2 separate regions of the Homo sapiens genome follow, and region 2 is linked to region 1. The links are chromatin loops, found by intact Hi-C in ENCODE. Cell type or tissue: adrenal gland. All regions are shown on one strand. Links, peaks and the distances in the headings refer to the core of each region. The heading gives the core; the rest is flanking DNA. Region 1 overlaps SMARCC2 (SWI/SNF related BAF chromatin remodeling complex subunit C2). Region 2 holds the start of IKZF4 (IKAROS family zinc finger 4).

Region 1 (5,836 bases), core at 1,293-5,292:
TCAGAGGCTGAGGCAGGAGAATCACTTAAACCTGGGTGCCAGAGGTTGCAGTGAGCCAAGATCAAGCCACTGCACTCCAGCCTGGGCAACAGAGCAAGACTTCGTCTCTCAAAAAAAAAAAAAAAAAAAAAAAAGTCTTGTGAAGGCTGGGTGCAGTGGCTCATGCCTGTAATCCCAGTACTTTGGGAGGCTGAGGTGGGCAGATGGTTTGAGACCAGTCTGGGCAACATGGCAAAATCCCGTCTCTACAAAAAATACCAAAAAAGTTAGCCAGGCATGGTGGCATGCGCCTGTAGCCCCAGATACACAGGAGGCTGAGGTGAGAGAACCACTTGAGCCTGGGAAGTCAAGGCTGCAGTGAGCCATGATTGTGCTACTGCACTCCAGCCTGGGCGACAAGAGTGAGACCCTGTCACAAAAAAACAAAAAACAAAAAAAAACAGGTGTTATGGAGAAGCTGGGTGCAACGGCTCACACCCATAGTCCAAGCTGCTCAGGAGGCTGAGGTGGGAGGATTGCGTGGGCCCAGGAGTTTGAGACCAACCTGGGCAACACAGCAAGACCCTGTCTCTAAAAAAAAAGAAAAGTGTTAGACACAGACGACTGTGTATTAAACATTTCCTGTTTTCTTTCTTTTCTCATGGGCCCAGAGGAGAGCGGGAATGACGAGGCTCGGGTGGAAGGCCAGGCCACAGATGAGAAGAAGGAGCCCAAGGTATAGAGGGATTTCTGGAAGCTGCAGGGGCTGCGTGCAGCACTGTGGTGATGGGGAAGTTGGCCTTGTTCAGCTTAGGTGGGCAAGGGCTGGTTTTGGACGGGGTTGTCTCCTAGAATCAGATCACCTCCAAAGTAAGAGGAATAAATTTAGTTCCCCGTCTGGCCCCTCTGTGTGAGAACTAATCACCCTAATCCCTGATAACTCTCCTTTTCTATCACTGGAATTTCAGGAACCCCGAGAAGGAGGGGGTGCTATAGAGGAGGAAGCAAAAGAGAAAACCAGCGAGGCTCCCAAGAAGGATGAGGAGAAAGGGAAAGAAGGCGACAGTGAGAAGGAGTCCGAGAAGAGTGATGGAGACCCAATAGGTGAGCCTCCCACAAGGGTAGGTGGGGGTGCAGGACAGAGGTGAAGCTGTGGGGCTAACTCAACCCTTGTCCTGGCCCAGTCGATCCTGAGAAGGAGAAGGAGCCAAAGGAAGGGCAGGAGGAAGTGCTGAAGGAAGTGGTGGAGTCTGAGGGGGAAAGGAAGACAAAGGTGGAGCGGGACATTGGCGAGGGCAACCTCTCCACCGCTGCTGCCGCCGCCCTGGCCGCCGCCGCAGTGAAAGCTAAGGTGAGGCCAGACCTTGAAGACCTCAGGGAAGAAAATGTCCACTTCTCTAATCTCATCTCACTTAGAGGAAATCTTTCCTCACTCACACCTTAAATAATGCTGACCTATTTATTTTTTATTTTTATCTCAGGAGGAGGTAAAGTTAGTCATCCCTTCTCTAAGCTTTAAAAAATATATCACCATTGGGCCTGTTTTCAACCCTGTCAGTATTTGACTCCATGTTACCCTTTGCCACACTATCTCCATGTTCTTCTTTTGAGACGGAGTCTTGCTCTGTCAGATCTCGGCTCACTGCAGCCTCCACCTCCCAAGTTCAAGTGATTCTCCTGCCTCAGCCTCCCGAGTAGCTGGGACTACAGGCGTGCTACACCACGCCTGGCTAACTCTTTGTATTTTTAGTAGAGATGGGGTTTCACCATGTTGGCCAGGCTGGTCTTGAACTCCTAACCTCAGGTGATCCACCCGCTTTGGCCTCCCAAACTGCTGGAATTACAGGCGTGAGCCACCGTGCCCAGCCTCCATGCTTGTTTATTTATTTATGTATTTTTTGAGATGGAGTCTCACTCTGTTGCCCAGGCTGGAGTGCAGTGGCACAATCTCGGCTCACTGCAACCTCCACCTCCCAGGTTCAAGCGATTCTCCCACCTCAGCCTCCCAAGTAGCTAGGATTACAGGCACGTGCCAGCATGCCCGGTTAATTTTTGTATTTTTAGCAGAGATGGGGTTTCACCCTGTTGCCCCAGGCTGGTCTCAAACTCCTGGACTCAAGTGATCTGCTCGCCTTAGCCTCCCAAAGCGCTGGGATTACAGGCATGAGCCATCACACCTGGCCAAAATAATTTAATTTTTTAAAAAGGCTGGGCGCAGTGGCTCACGCGTGTAATCCCAGGACTTTGGGAGGCTGAGGCAGGTGGATCACCTGAGGTTGTAAGTTTGAGACCAGCCTGGCCAACATGGTGAAACCCCATCTCTACTAAAAACACAGAAATTAGCCGGCGTGGTGGCGCATGTCTGTAATCCCAGGTACTGGGGAGGCAAAGGCACGAGAATTGCTTGAACCCAGGAGGTAGAGGTTACAGTGAGCTGAGATCATGCCACTGTACTCCAGCCTGGGCAACAGAGTGAGACTGTCCCAAAAAAAAAAAAAGAAAAAAGAAAAAAGACACGGTGGCTCACGCCTATAATCCCAGCACAAAAAAGTCAAGCCCTTTCACCATGGGTTGTGACCACAGCAAATTTGTTCTTATACCTGCCAGCATCCACCCTACCTTTCTTCTGTATTGTCTTCAGTTGGGTCCTCCCACTGATGTGCTGTCTCGCCCCTCCTTCCCTAGCACTTGGCTGCTGTTGAGGAAAGGAAGATCAAATCTTTGGTGGCCCTGCTGGTGGAGACCCAGATGAAAAAGTTGGAGATCAAACTTCGGCACTTTGAGGAGCTGGAGACTATCATGGACCGGGAGCGAGAAGCAGTGAGTAGCAGGAGCCCTGGAACCCTGCTGCGCTGTGCCTCAGTTTAAAATCGGAGGGGCGTGTGTGTGTGTGTGTGTGTGTGTGTGTGTGTGTGTGTGTGTGTGTGTTTCAGTGAAAGAGAGATAAGCAACAGTGGGGAAAGCCTGAGTGTGTGTGTGTGTGTGTGTGTTTCAGTGAAAGATAAGCAACAGTGGGGAAAGCCTGAGACAGACAGGGCTTCAAAGCAGAGCAGGGCAGGAACAGGGCAGGAGTAGGGCAGCCAGTTAGAGACAGTTAAGTGGTCTCACAAGTGAAGTCTGGGGACTGAAGTCCCACAGAAGGTCAGCTCCATGAGGCAGGGACTCTAGTTGGTTGTTTTGATTGCTGCATCTCCAGGTCCTTGAACAGTGCTTGGCCCATAGTAGACTCAAATAGTGATTGAGTGAATGGGCGTAACGGATGATGAGAGAGAGGGTAAGAGCCTCAGATCCAGGAGGTGAACTTGGAAAGGGAATGGGACCGACACAGTGTTGAACCATTTTGTCTTTGGAGGACATAAAAAGAAATAGACAATAGGGACTGGGCACAGTGGCCCACATTTGTAATCCTAGTACTTTGGTACACTGAGGCAGATGGATCACTTGAGCCCAGGAGTTCAAGACCAGCCTGGGTAACATAGTGAGATCTCTGTCTCAACAATTTATTTTATTTATTTATTTATTTATTTATTTGAGACAGAGTTTCGCTCTTGTTGCCCAGGCTGGAGTGCAATGGTGTGATCTTCGCTCACCACAACGTCCGCCTCCTGGGAAGCGATTCTCCTGCCTCAGCCTCCCCAGTAGCTGGGATTACAGGCATGTGCCACCATGCCCAGCTAATTTTGTATTTTTAGTAGAGATGGGGTTTCTCTATGTTGGTCAGGCTGGTCTCGAACTCCCGATCTCAGGTGATCAGCCCATCTCTGCTTCCCAAAGTGCCGGATTACAGGTGAGTCATCACGCTTTTTTTTTTTTTTTTGAGATGGAGTCTTACTCTTTCGCCCAGGCTGGAGTGCAGTGGTGCAATCACGGCTCACTGCAACCTCCGCCTCCTGGGTTCAAGCGATTCTCCTGCCTCACCTCCCGAGTAGCTGGGATTACAGGCACATGCCACCATGACCAGCTAATTTTTGTATTTTTAGTAGAGACAGGGTTTCACCATGTTGGCCAGGCTGGTCTCAAACTCCTGACCTCAGGTGATCCGCCCACCTCAGCCTCCCAAAGCGCTGGGATTTCAGGCATGAGCCACCGTGCCCAGCCCAAACATTTTTTAAAAATAAACAAATTAGCCGGGCGTGGTGGTGCGAGCCTGTGGTCCCAGCTACTCAGGAAGCTGAGGTGGGAGGATCGTTTGAGCCCAGGAGGTCAAGGCTGCACTGAGCCATGTTTGCCCCATTGCATTCCAGCCTGGGTGACAGAGTGAGACCCTATCTCAAAAAAAAAAAAAAGAAGAAAAAGAAATAGAAGATAGGGACCTCAGAGAACTTAAGGTTTAATGGGAGACATCAAATGAATATACAATATGGAGACATCAGAAACAGTTAAGAAGGTTTAAAGTATCTGACAAATTCACATTAAGAGATTGCACATCAGCCGGGCGCGGTGGCTCACACCTGTAATTCCAGCACTTTGGGAGGCTGAGGCAGGTGGATCACGAGATCAAGGAGATCGAGACCATCCTGGCTAACATGGTGAAACCCCGTCTCTACTAAAGAATAAAAAAATACAAAAAATTAGCCCGGCATGCTGGCACACACCTGTAATCCCAGCTACTCGGGAGGCTGAGGCAGGAGAATTGCTTGAACCGGGGAGGCGGAGGTTGCAGTGAGCTGAGATCACGCTACTGTACTCCAGCCTGGGTGACAGAGTGAGACTCAGTCTCAAAAAAATAAAGAGATTGCACATCAAGTTTCTAAGTCCTGAGATCATAGAATAAAGCTAAAGCTCAGAGGCAAATGAATTGATCTGGGATAGCTTCCTAAGAACAGTGACTTTTTAGTGAATTTTGAAGTAAGAAAAGAACTTGAATTGACAAAAGGAACTGGAAGCATTTTCCAAATCAAGGTAATGGCAAGTTCAAAGCTTTGTAGCTGAAGTGAGCTTGGGCCAGGTTAAAGTCATTGCAATAAGAAACCATGTGGGCACTCAGGAGACATAAAGGTCATGGGAATTTGCACGAAGTCGGGTGGGGAGGACAGAGGGAGCACAAGCACAAGATGTAGATTTTGGGAACCTTCTGATTGAGAGGCAGGCTCTTTCAGAAGAAGACAAAGCAGGGGTTGAGGCATTTGCCTTTGGGATCTGCTGAAAATTGGATAACAATACTCAATTGGCACTGGCAGCTGGAGTATCAGAGGCAGCAGCTCCTGGCCGACAGACAAGCCTTCCACATGGAGCAGCTGAAGTATGCGGAGATGAGGGCTCGGCAGCAGCACTTCCAACAGATGCACCAACAGCAGCAGCAGCCACCACCAGCCCTGCCCCCAGGCTCCCAGCCTATCCCCCCAACAGGGGCTGCTGGGCCACCCGCAGTCCATGGCTTGGCTGTGGCTCCAGCCTCTGTAGTCCCTGCTCCTGCTGGCAGTGGGGCCCCTCCAGGAAGTTTGGGCCCTTCTGAACAGATTGGGCAGGCAGGGTCAACTGCAGGGCCACAGCAGCAGCAACCAGCTGGAGCCCCCCAGCCTGGGGCAGTCCCACCAGGGGTTCCCCCCCCTGGACCCCATGGTAAGTGTTATGTTCCAGAACTTTTGTTGGCTAGAGGAATCCAGGTGAATGTCCCAGTTCTCCTCAAAGGGGATACAAGATGAGTGTGGAGATGAGGTTAGCCTCAATTTCTACAGATGGGCCCATCTCTCTTAGGCCCCTAAATCAGCAGGAGTCCTTCCCCAAACTCGAGAGCTTTGGAATTTTATTCACTTACTCTAGTGTCAGAAAAGGGGAAGATAGTGCCAAGGAATGGCTAGATTATCCTTGTTTGTAAAAGTGAGTTATTCTTTGGGAGGCCGAAATGGGTGGATCA
Region 2 (12,799 bases), core at 276-4,275, 150 kb after region 1:
TCAAAAGTCTGGGACTCCCAAGAAATCCCAGACTGTCAAAGCCAAGAATTAAGGCTGCTCTTAGGTCTCTGAGAAATTTTCTTGCTCAAAGTCATCATAGATTGGCTGAACCCCCAGAGGGCAAAGCCAAATCATGAGGTTCACATTAGAGGAACTGGGAGGTAGGTAAAGGCTGAAAAGCAGGAGGGAGAGAAAGGAACTGGGAAACAGGCCACAAGCTAAAGGTGTTTCATATGTTAAAGGAGGCTAGCCTCCACTCCTGCTGCCTTTCCTTGAGACCTTTAAATAGTGGCTACATCTAGGGAATAGCCATGAGCTTGGAGAACATGGAGAACCTCCACACTTCTCTGCAAGGCACCTCATCATAACTGCTTTCCCTTTCTTGACCACGGGCTCCAGGGTGGCAGGATCCTAGCCTGCTAGCAGGGAATAGTGGGTACAAGAGCAAAGAAAGACGCCCATCCTCAGCTCTTTTGTGGGGAGGAAGCTGAGGCCCCTCAGATCTCTGTTCCAGGCTGAGGCATCTGCTTGCCAAGGCTCCTCTTCCTTACCTTGATTTTCTCCACTACCCCTTCCCACCCAGGCCTGTCTCGGCATTTCACCCCAGGCAGCTCTACCTCTATCCCCAAGGCCTAATCAAGATGTCACCATAGGCTCCCACTGTCCAAGTCGCCGTCTTTGCTTAGCAACACCAAACACCCTTTCCCATCCTCCGCAAGTATAAGGAGGAACGCCCCCTCCCCCGCTACACACACACACACACACACACACACACACACACACACACACAGCCCCCATCCTCTCCATCTCCTCAGGCTTGGGAGTAGTTACTGAATTGGCTCCCTAGCCCCAGCACCCCCCTTCCTCCCTCCACTAGCCGCCTTCTGCCTGAACTTACATTATCCTTCCCTTGCCGGTGAGACCCTGGGGTGCGAACGCGGCCGCCGCCTTGGAAACGGCGAGGGAGTGCGGGTGGTGTATGCATGTCTGCGTCTCAGTGGCAGGCAGGGGTGAGCCCAGCCACTCACCTTCCAGGAAGCGTGGATTCCTGGAAGTGAGGGGAACCGCCGTCATTTCGCAGGCAGCAGCAGCGGCACGGTGAGCAGAGGCCCACGGCTGCAGCCAGCAAGAGCAGCTCAGCCCAGGGTGTATGTGTGTTGAGTGTGTGTGTGTGTGTGTGTGTGAGAGAGAGAGAGAGAGAGAGGGAGAGAAGGAGAGGGGAGAGCACGCTTGGATGTGCTTGGGGAGGGGGCTGGAGAGAATGTATATGTGTATATAGTGGGGGAGATGCTAGGCTACAGCATCCCTTTTCCAAGACAGTGAAGGGGGTGGGTGGTGGGTGTGTGCACAGGGAGGGAAAGGCAGATGCTGTTGCCCCTCGTGCCCAGCAGACAAAGAGGAACTGCACAACAAATGCCTGAGAGAGGCAAGAGTGTGTGCAAGAGAGAGAGAGAGAGATGGATGGGCCTGCGGGTGGGAGGGAGAAAGGGGGGGCCCTAGGGAAGGCCCAATCCTCTGCCAGCTGGGGAAGCCAAGGCCCCAGAGGTCATGGGGCCCAGGACACGGACAGCTTCAAGGCTCTCAGAGAGGCAGAAAGCCCCTCCCCCACCGAACTCTTTCCCTCCTCCTCCAGGAGGAAGGTTGCTCTCTAGATGTGGGGACTGACAGCCTCCTCCTTTCCAGCAGTGAGAGGGCCCAGCAGAGTCTGGTGTCAGGCTAGTGTTGCTCCGTGGCCCTGAGACCTTTCAGATCCCGGGCAAAAAGGCTGGTACGGTCTCCCCATTTCCCCCCCTTCCTGTGCCCCTGGGGCCCCAGCAGCCGAAAGCCCTGGATGAATCCGCCCTCTATCAGGACAAGGCCTCTGCTCCCTTCCCTTTCAGAGGAGCTGCTCACTGACAAACTGACCTACTTTGGAAGACTACATTTTCTGATTCCAAGAATTTGGGGGTGGGAGGGGCTGTGAAACTTCGGGCTGCCTACCCCTGAATCCCTTTCTACTAAAGTTCTCTAAAACATTTCACAGTCTCAGAAAACTTGGGGCAAGCCCTGCTCAGTCAATTAATGGCAGGAGCTGGGTTTCAGCAACTCTGTTTCCCTTGAAAGATAGGAAAATGGAGGGGGTGGTTATCTGTGCCATAAATTAATAGACTCCTGCTTATCTCCCCCTTTTCCCTGCCCCAGAAGGGAATGATCTGTACCTTTAAAAAGAGAAAAGGGGAGAAAAGATGGATTTTCTGAATCACATTCTGTGAGGAATTCAAATCTCTTGGAAGAACAGGAGAGATACCCTTTTCATCAAGTGGCCTGATGAGGGAAGGTCACCTGGCGTGGAGCAGAAGAACTATGATGGCCTGTGGAGGCCCGCAGTGTGCTTCGGGAGGGCTGCATGCTGCAGCCTTTCCCTCTGCTTCCATATGACTCTTCCAGGAGAGATGGGTCAGTGATGAGCGCAGCTATGCCCAGTCCTAAGAGGGGTACTTTTCAGGGCTAATGGTAGCCTTACTTTGACTTTCTCTTTTCCCTTTCTAAGGTAGCTGCTGACATCTAAAATTCTCAAAGTACAGAGGAGGAGTTCCTGGCCTCCACTTCCATTCAAAAACCATCCTGTGCAGAGGCCACTTCTTATCTAGGACATGCCAATCTGCTGAAAGCAGGGAAAACTTGGTTTCATAGCACGGTGAAGCAAATCACCTCCATGAGTATCCAATATTCTCCATAAACAGGTTTGAAAAGAGCTCCACAGGATTTGTAGTTTCTCATTTGCCTGCTTTATGGTAGGGACTGGATTTTATCCATCTGAGTGTTCCCCAGCACTAAAGCAGGGTCCCAAGTGTACTTGTTGCTCAGTAGTGGTTTTCTGAATAGGCTTAACTGAGCAGGAGGTAGGAGGACTGGCTCGCTCCTCACAAGGCCATGACTTTTGTTCTAATAAAGTCTCTTCCAATTAAATGAGTCTACCTGATCCCTGTCATTCTGTCAAGCATGTGGCAGATATTGAATGCCTTTACCCATTCCAACTCCTTCCCTCCTTAAACAAGAAAGGGGTCAGAGTCAACATCTTACCTTACATTACCCGGGTGTTGCCAATGACTCTCATATGTGTGTCTGACCCATCTTGCTATCTCCTTTAGTGCATGCCAATAATTCCTTCATTGGTCCTACTTTAGAGTAAAAAATAAGCTATAGGTCATTTCCAAAATGGTGCTTGGGTTTCTGATAGGGATACTCATCACATCAAAACCCAGTTTTGGTTTCTATTATTTCTTTTTTTTTGAGACGGAGTCTCACTCTGTCGCCAGGCTGGAGTGCAGTGGCGTGATCTCAGCTCACTGCAACCTCCGCCTCCTGGGTTCTCCTGCCTCAGCCTCCTGAGAAGTTGGGACTACAGGCGTGAGCCACCACGCCCAGATAATTTTTGTATTTTTAGTAGATATGAGGCTTCACCATGTTGGCCAGGATGGTCCTGATCTCTTGACTTCGTGATCTGCCCACCTCGGCCTCCCAAAGTGCTGGGATTACAGGCGTGAGCCACGTGCCTGGCCTAATTTTTGTATTTTTAGTAGAGAGGGGGTTTCACCATGTTGCCCAGGCTGGTCTCGAACTCCTGACCTCAGGTGATCTGCCTGTCTCCCAAAGTGCTGGGATTACAGGCGTGAGCCACCATGCCCAGCCTTGAGTCATTATTTTAAAATGGAGACATTTCATATAAAAATTTGGATTTCTGGTATCTCTTAAAAATTTAGAAGTTTTGGCCACACTAGATACACATTCCTGCATGACAAGTTCTAGTGGACACTGAAAGCTGCTGTCCCTTTAAGTGGGACATATGTTCTCCACTTCATGACAGCCCCCACCATTCTTTTCTGCTTATTATCCTAACCTTACTTCACTCATTCACATGACTACCTGGCCCTTGCAGGCCTTTGAGCTTTGAAACCTTGTGCCGCTCTATCTGGATAGAACAGGATTTCATGTTTGGCTGGTGACTTCAGAGCAAAGGAGAAGGAACCACATCTTGTTTCCATCTATTTGCTTCAAATTATTCTTCTAATGATGTCTGCTCATATTCCCCTCCTATTCCCTTCCTCTATACCCCAAGAAGTCTGGAAAAGAAAATTACTATTTAGGGAATGTAAGATCACCAAAATAATTGCACACTACCAAGGGCCACCAAGCATGAGTGTTAGCTGTGTGACTAGGACATTTAGAGGCTGTGTGCCTAGGCTGAAGGCTCTCTGCTCTGCTCTACAGGAGAGTGTCTGCTTCCAGCCCCTAACAAATAGAACACACAGAAGGCATACCAGACACATAGGAGCGGCCATTGCAGTCTTCTATGTCCATTTTAAAGAGATTCTGCTGAAAAAGAAAATAGCTGCTATTAGAAGATAGCTCTGGGAAGGGAGGAGGCTTTTCTTTAATATTCTTGAGTTAGCAAGAAACCTAAAGGAGCACTTAAGCATGGTCTGATACTATCCTAAAGAAGAAAAACCTTAGCCAGGCACTGTGGCTCAACACCTGTAATCCTAGTGCTTTGGAAAGAAGGTGGGAGGATCACTCGAGCCCAGGAGTTTGAGACCAGCCTGGGCAATATAGGGAGATCCCATCTCTACAAAATATAAAAATAAATTAGGCATCGTGGCATGTGCCTGTAGTCCCAGCTATTCAGGAGGCTGAGGTGGGAGGATCACTTGAGCCTGGAGGTCGAGGCTGCAGTGAGCTGTGATCTTACCACTGCACTCCAGCCTGGGTAACCGAGCGAGACCCTGTCTCCAAGAAAAACCTTACACTTTGTCCTGGTGAAAGACAACATACCCTGATTTACAAACCCCAATATTTCCTCCAATTTACAACTTCTGCAGGCCTCCCCAGCCTCTGAGGTGGAAACACTATCTTAATCCAGAGTGGTCCTTGATTTTGAGATTAGACCGTGTATGTAGGTGGAGATTACACCTCAGCCCTGAGGAGGCAAAGAAACAGCCCCTTAGAGGCTCTATACCTCAGTTAAAGATGGGGGTAGTATTAAGAAGCTGGGTTCAGTCATTCAAGGGATTCTGTCTTGGAGTATGTGGTGTGAGGGAGGGTGACAGGAAAAGGAGAAGATGGAGGAGAGCAGCCCACTCAGGGTTCAGTGATAAGTCCTCTACTGAAGGTGTAATAAACAAGTTAAACCTGTAAATGGTTATCCCCACCCTCTCATCAATTACTCTACCACGCTTATTTTAAAAAAGAAAAAAGGACGGGGGGGGCGGGGGGGGAGTCTGAATTTAAAATGAAGGTTAATGTCTATTTGAGGGAAGGCAAGCAGTAATTGGCAGTAGAGTATTAAACAATCGGGAACTGAGAACACTTAAAAGTGATAATTTGTTGCAATGAATTATCTCTTTAGGAGCCTGTGGGAGGAGAGAAAAAAAAAATCTATCTGGTGGAAATTTACATACCTCCAAAATTGCGGCTGGCATGGTGGCTCACACCTGTAATTCCAGCACTTTGGGAGGCTGAGGTGGGTGGATCATTTGAAATCAGGAGTTCAAGACCAGCCTGGCCAACATGGTGAAACCCCGTCTCCACTAAAAATACAAAATTATGACTGGGCACACTGGTTCACACCTGTAATCCCAGTACTCTGGGAGGCCGAGGCGGGCGGATCACCTCAGGTCAGGAGTTCAGCCTGACCAACATGGAGAAACCCCATCTCTACTAAAAATACAAAAAAAATTAGCCAGGCATGGTGGCGCATGCCTGTAATCCCAGCTACTAGGGAGGCTGAGGCAGGAGAATCACCTGAACCCAGGAGGCGGAGGTTGCGGTGACCCAAGATCACGCCGTTGCACTCCAGCCTGGGCAACAAGAGCGAAACTCCGTCTCTTAAAAAAACAAAACAAAACAAAATTAGCTGGGCGGTAGTGGCATGAGCCTGTAATCCCAGGTACTTGGGAGGCTGAGGCAGGAGAATCGCTTGAGCCTGGGAGGTGGAGGTTGCGGTGCACCGAGATCCTGCCACTGCACTCCAGCCTGGGCGACAGAGTGAGACCCGGTCACAAAAAAAAAAAAAAAGAAAAGAAAAAAAAAGAAAATTGCATTCCCCACTCATCTGATGAAAACTAAACGCCCTGAGGCAGAGGCAGAAGCAAGAATGGGGCAAGGGAACAGTCTGAGCTGCTGTGGGGATTCTTGGTCTTTTTGAAGGATCTCACTGAGGCAGATGGATAAAGATTTGGTTTGCTTGTAATGGTATATTGAGAGAGGTAGGGGTGGGGGTGAGGGGGTGCAGGAAGGCACACAGAGTAAAGTATCTGTTTTCCTGCCCCCCCACCCCCACCCAATTCTTGTCTGGAGTTGAGACTCCTTTTGAAGGCTCATGAGAAAACCTGAAACATGCGCTTACCTTCACTTCACAAAGCAATTCTCTCTTACATTTTGTCAGAGAGATTCCTAGTATCAACCCTATTTCCCTAGGAAGCCAGGGCATGGAGAAAAAAATTCTCTAAGTTTATTAACCCTCTTTTCTTGACATCCTTCCTGGGATGGACTGAACTTTGGGACTGGACCACTAGAACAAGCCACACAATAAGTGGTTCCTTGAAGGGTCCCTTAGGAACAATCATTAGAAGAGCCCAAGTCCACAGTTGTTAGAGAACTCAGACTCTCTGGAACTAGCCACAAAACTTGAGATAGAGATCAAAAGATAAAGGAGGGCAGTCTGGTATTGAGGGGCCCTTTCATTTCCAAATCATTAGATTCACAATTGCCCTTTGGTGTTTTTCAAAATGAATGGAAAGCTCAGGCTGGGTTTGGTGGCTCAGGCCTGTAATCTCAGCTCTTTGAGAGGGCGAGGTGGGTGGATCACCTGAGGTCAGGAGTTCGAGACCAGCCTAGCCAACGTGGTGAAACCCCATCTCTACTAAAAATACAAAAAAATTAGCTGGGTGTGGTGGTACACACCTATAATCCCATCTACTCGGGAGGCTGAGGCAGAATTGCTTGAACCGGGGAGGTGTAGGTTGCAGTGAGCGGAGATCACGCCACTGCACTCCAGCCAGGTCAACAAAGGGAAACTCCATTTCAAAGAAAAAAAAAGAATGCAAAGTTCAAAGTGCCACTTGAAGCCGGGCGTGGTAGCTCACGCCTGTAATTCCAGCACTTTGGGAGGCGGAGGCGGGCGGATCACGAGGTCAGGAGTTTGAGACCAGCCTGGCCAACATGGCAAAACCCCATCTCTACTAAAAATACAAAAATTAGCCGGGCGTGGTGGGGTGCGCCCGTAATCCCAGCTACTCAGGAGGCTGAGGCAGGATAATTGCTTGAACCCGGGAGACAGAGGTTGCAGTGAGCCGAGATCGTGCCATTGCACTCCAGCCTGGGCGACAAGAGCAAGACTCTGTCTCAAACAAAACAAAACAAGCCCACAAAGTGCCACTTGAAACTTCCCTCACACACCTCCCCATGCAGGAGAGGCAAGAGTGAGCAGGATTTTCCTGTTTTCTGCTTGGAGAAACTGAGAGAAACTGAGGCTGAGAGCAGTGAAGTTACTTGTCCCAAGGTTCATGGTGAGAATAGAACAAGAACAAGAACACAAGTTGCCTGCCTCTCTGAGGTGTCCTCTTTCTATTAAACCTTTCAAAAGCCAGGCTACTCAAGGCCTTCATGGGTTTTCTTGCTTTTCCCTGTTTTTTTTGTTTTTGTTTTTGTTTTTTTTTTTGAGACGGAGTCTCGCTGTGTTGCCCAGGCTGGAGTGCAGTGGCATGAGTTTGGCTCCCGGGTTCAAGCAGTTCTCCTGGCTCAGCCTTCTGAGTAGCCAGGACTACTGGCATGGACCACCACACTCGGCTTTTTCCCTGGTTCTAACATCAGGTAAGTCATCTTTTCCTTTGGTGTGATCCCTGTGGGAGTGGGGTCTGTTACTTAAAAAGGAAGAACAAGTCGAGCTGGCTCTACAGGAAGAAATATGCTCATATTATTTTGTGTGTGTGTGTGTGTTTGTGTGCATGCAGCATGCCTAATGCCTGTGTGAATGAAGGGCTAGACAAGCACTAGGTGGGTAGAACAGGTGAAGCATACCATTCAGCTAGCACTGGCTCAGGAAGTGTATCTCATTCTTGGACTTTTGCCCAGATGGCCCCAAAACAATTTCCAGAAAGGTCTGAAGGAGTTGTTTTCTGAGCTGGACTTTCTTTCTAACAGTAAACTGAGCTTTCCTGCTTAATTGCTCTTAACGTGCTCTGTGACACATCTTGGGCAAAATCAGTACTTAGCTGTACTTAGCTGCCTCCAGCTGGGGGTTTTTGTTTGTTTGTTTCTTTTCTTTTCTTTTTTTTTTTTTTTTGAGACGGAGTCTCGATCTGTCACTCAGGCTGGAGTGCAGTGGCACGATCTCATCTCAGCTCACTGCAACCTCTGCATCCCGGGTTCAAGTGATTCTCCTGCCTAAGCCTCCTGAATAGCTAGGATTACAGGCGTGCGCCACCACACCCAGCTAATTTTTGTATTTTTAGTAGAGACAGGGTTTTGCCATGTTGGCCAGGCTGTTCTCGAACTCCTGACCTCAGGTAATCTGCCCGCCTCGGCCTCCCAAAGTGTTGGGATTACAGGCGTGAGCCACTGCTCCCGGCTCTCCAGCTGGTTTTAATACCAAGTTGGTAACCCTGGAAGTGAGAGGGCATTGGATTGAAACTGCTGTTCTCAGTCCTGGTTTTCTGTGCAAACCAGGAGCAAATCAGCAGATGTACTTTACTCTTTGCTCAAGTCTCCCTGCAGCACATCCCGCCCAGCCTTCCCACTCTCTACCCCTTAAAGCACCTCCTCCCCTGCCTAACCAGCCAGGCAGATCTTAGCGTCTCCTTAGAGGAACTGGGTCAAATTAGGCACTGCCAATTGGAGACACATTGCAGGAGGAGGAGGTATAAGGAGAGGGAAGTTAGTTACATGAGACAGTTTTGTATCAAAGATCTTGGAAGGAGATTAGCTTTAAAGCAACATAACTGTCGGCTGGGGGCGGTGGCTCACACCTGTAATCCCAGCACTCTGGGAGGCTGAGGCAAGCAGATCACTTGAAGTCAGGAGTTCAAGATCAGCTTGGCCAACGTGGCGAAACCCCATCTCTACTAAAAATACAAAAATTAGCTGGGCTTGGTGGTACATGCCTGTAGTCCTAGCTGCTTGGGAGGCTGAGGCATAAGAATCGTTTGAACCCCGGAGGCAGAGGTTGGAGTGAGCCGAGATCACGCCATTGCACTCCAGCCTGGGTGACAGAGTGAGACTCTGTCACTAAATAAATAAATAAAGCAACATAACCGTCACTCAGTGATGGCGGGTAGGCACATATGTACTGTAAATTCAGCTGTGAGCTGAATACAAAGCAACTAGAAACAATCAGTGTTCCAATTCAAAAGGAATATCTCTGTGAGGAGGGAGGAAACGCTGGTCATTGTAATCTCTGGAGACACAAATTTTCTTCCCTGTTCTTATTTATTTATTATATTTACTAGAGATGAGATCTCACTATGTTGTCTGGGCTGGAGTGCAGTGGCTGTTCATGGGCACAATCACAGCACACTACAGCCTCAAACTCTTGGCCTCAAGCAATCCTCCTTCCTCAGCCTAATGAGTAGTTGGGACTACAGGTGCATGTGCCACTGTGCCTAGCTCTTCCCCATTTGTTTGAATCCACTTGGCATAAACAAGAGTCCTCCATGGCCCTGGCTTTCTCCTATCAACATTACAACACATTTGAACAGGAATGGGCATCCTTTCTAGACAGAAGATTTCCCACCAGGCTCCCTGACAGGCAGCAGTGAGGGCCAATCCCAGCAGTTTGGGAGGCCAAGGCAAGAGGACTGCTTGAGGCCAGGAGTTCTAGGCCAGCCTGGGCAACACACTGAGACACTAAAAAAAAAAAAAAGTAATTTAGGCCAGGTGTGGTGGCTCACGCCTGTAATCCCAGCACTTTGGGAGGCCAAGGTGGGTGGATCACCTGAGGTCAGGAGTTCGAGACCAGCCTGACCAAATGGAGAAACCCCATCTCTACGAAGAATACAAAATTAGCCAGGGGTGGTGGTTCATGCCTGTAATCCCAGCTACTCAGGAGGCTGAGGCAGGAGAATCGCTTGAACCCAGGAGGCGGAGGTTGCAGTGAGCCGAGATCGGGCCATTGCACTCCAGACTGGGCAACAAGAACAAAACTCCGTCTCAAAAAAAAAAAAAAAAAAAGTCATTTAACACATGCTTAATGTGGCCTAGGGGGTAAAAGGTCATGAGAAGAATATTGTTGGGAAAGATGGTGAAGGTAGAGAGAATGGCAAGGATCCATACCATGTTTTTGTTATTATTCCCAAACTATAACAGGCAGAAGTAGAAAAATTTTCTCCACTTTCCCTTAGTACCTGGGTTCTGCGGTGGAGAGCAGTAGTTATTAACAAGACAGAACTTCCCATGTGCCTTGGGTATGAGCCATTCAGGTGCTACAAGTAGAGCAAACCCACAGCATCATCCTCTACTGTCTATGCCTTCCTGAACTGAGTGAAATCTGAGCAAAAATATGTTGAAATCACATAGCTGGCTCTGCTCTCTATCAAAGCTTTGCATAATTGAGGAGGGAGAAGACGCAAAGGGGCCAGGGAAAGGTATGGAATTAGCCACTGTCTGCAAGCCCCTTTCCAGGAAAAAGACCTAGACATCAAGCAATTTGCAGCTCTGAAATTATCTTTAGGGTCAACCTAGTGCTCTCTGAAGGAAACCCACCAACCTTAGCTCAGCTCATGTGTTTGTCTTTACAGTGGAAAGGTCTGACTCATTTTTCACCAGGCTGTAGATGGTGACCTTCTGTCTACATATAATACAGTTGAAGACAGCTCAGCTTCATTATCCAAGTGCTTGGGGAGCAGTGCAGAGGGGATAAATTCCCAGGTCATCCTAGGAATGGCCAGTCTCTAAAATAAAAAGGGGTAAGAGCTGAAAACACAACACCTGGGCAGGGGGAAAATATCACCTCATTGTCTCCTTTTAGATCTCAGATGGATGCATCTTTTCTCTTGTTCTTTGCGCTTCTCTGTCCTCCCCATGTAGACTGCAGAAGAGAGAGAAGGCTAAGGTTTATGAGTGGGAGAAGAAACGATCCTATCCCTCCCATGTCTCATTTCAGGACATAAGGAACTAAGGAAAAGGGCCAAACTAAACACTTTAAATCACTAGATATGATACATAGGAGATGATACTTTTTGGGGTTTTTGGGTGTACCCCCAAGTATAGCTCTCTGTTTATAGAAAGGCCTCACAAAATCACTGCTGTTCAGTGGTATGTTTGGCAGGGGTGGAGAAAGTAGAGCAGGGAAATTCAATTTGAGTTTTATAATAATCAGTTTTAAAGCCAAAGATGCCCAAAACAGGGTTAGCACTCTCAAGTGAAGTTTGAAATTACAGGGAAGTCTCAGTGAACTATTCTGACTAGGGTACAGTAGCAAAAAAAATGTAGAAGAGACAGGAACAATTGCCTTTGATTGCAATTGTGCCCAAAAGTCCCTAATACATGCTGATCAAAAAAGTTCACTGTTGTTTGGGCCAGAAAGATGTTTTCAGGCTTCTCTGCTAATAGTCTTGCTCTGATAATCCAATTTGGTAAGACTCTCTTCTTCATGTGGAGGGTCTAGGGCAGGGGTACTCCAGGAACTGAGAAATCCTGGAGCTGAAATGGAGTTGAGAGATTATCTACAATTTCCTAGTTTTTAACAGAAGAAACTAAGCCCAGAGTCATCAATCTCATTAACAACAGAATTAGGACATGTAGAGTCCAAGTTACCATTAGAAGATTCTTTCCACTGGAACACTATATTAAATCTTGCCCCAGTTGGAAGATTTGGGCCACCCTGCTTGCCTTCTTTCTTGGGTTATTAAATGAATGGTTTTTGGGTCTGCGTCTTGCTGACCTAAATCCTTGAACTGGAAACACAGGCTTATGGATGGGAGGATAAATAATCCTCTTCCTCCTATGTCTCTTTTCAGAGATAATGGACCTGAGGAAAACACCAAACTAGATGGTCATTAAGTCTCTAAAGTAGAAACGGCCTCTTAGCTTGAGGACTACCCCAGCATAGGTATTGCATCAGAGCCTACAATGTGGATCCTCCCCGCAGCTGGACCAGGTCATTCATATCAGCACTACCCTTTCTTAGATGCCTTTGTCTGATAAACTTTGAACCTATCTCTCTGTTTCCAGAACAGAGTCCATAACTCTTCTAAGAAGAGGAAGCAAATCAAAGCCTGGAATTCAAAGCTTTCTTCAGCAGAGTCAACAGACCAATAAAGAAAGGGAGTCCCTCTGCCTGTGGCATTGTCCACACTCACAGGGTCCCACACTCTTATTTGTTCCTACAGAGTAAAACGAGGCTAGAAATACCTATCTTTCTTTTTCTTTGGTGTGTGTGTGTGTGGCGAGAGAGAGAGAGAGACAGAGAGAGAGATGGCCAGTTGGGGAAAAAAAATAATTCCTTTGTGGATACTACTGTGTGTGGGGGGGCAGGGGGTACGGTGAAAGGTGGGATAAGTTTCTCCCATGCTGGGAAGTTCAAGCTGCAGATTTCAAACTAAGAGGACATAAAGAGACTTTCAGTTGCATTTTCACTGGAAAAAAGTCAGGACTTATTTCTGAGCCAAGTCCTGAAATATGCCTTACCCTTAACCTACTCAGAGGAAGGGGATTGCCCAGAAGCTACAATTCAACTAACTAACTGCACTCAGTGGGCAACAAAGACATTATATTTTGTGTTTGAGACATCAACTTCTATTGACTAGGGCAAGGTATAATTCTG

The links. A loop is a pair of places that touch in the nucleus more often than their neighbours do. Peaks named below come from ENCODE experiments on the same cell type or tissue, not always from the same donor. Only the 100,000 strongest peaks of a DNase experiment are listed, where the experiment ranks them.
Region 2: a loop joins it to region 1, with 5 times the contacts of the local background. A loop is called at or near these places in 1 of 110 quality-filtered maps.

Annotation. Positions count from the first base shown.
Region 1 is chr12:56,165,023-56,170,858 of GRCh38, reverse strand. SMARCC2 (SWI/SNF related BAF chromatin remodeling complex subunit C2) reads left to right here. Exons shown (of 29, transcript NM_001330288.2): 23 at 651-715; 24 at 948-1,083; 25 at 1,164-1,330; 26 at 2,665-2,799; 27 at 5,160-5,541. Among named protein-coding and RNA genes, the nearest start is that of MYL6, 9.6 kb to the right of the region's middle. In adrenal gland, for the core only: no CTCF peak of the experiment used is centred there; no DNase peak of the experiment used is centred there.
Region 2 is chr12:56,009,680-56,022,478 of GRCh38, reverse strand. It overlaps IKZF4 (IKAROS family zinc finger 4), which reads right to left and starts at 1,436. Exons shown (of 8, transcript NM_022465.4): 1 at 899-1,436. The coding sequence starts at 985. LOC105369781 (a long non-coding RNA gene) reads left to right here. Exons shown (of 3, transcript NR_135023.1): 2 at 10,801-10,940; 3 at 12,208-12,387. In adrenal gland, for the core only: no CTCF peak of the experiment used is centred there; DNase peaks (open chromatin) are centred at 318, 798 and 1,788; H3K4me3 peaks cover 1,542 bases; H3K27ac peaks cover 2,953 bases.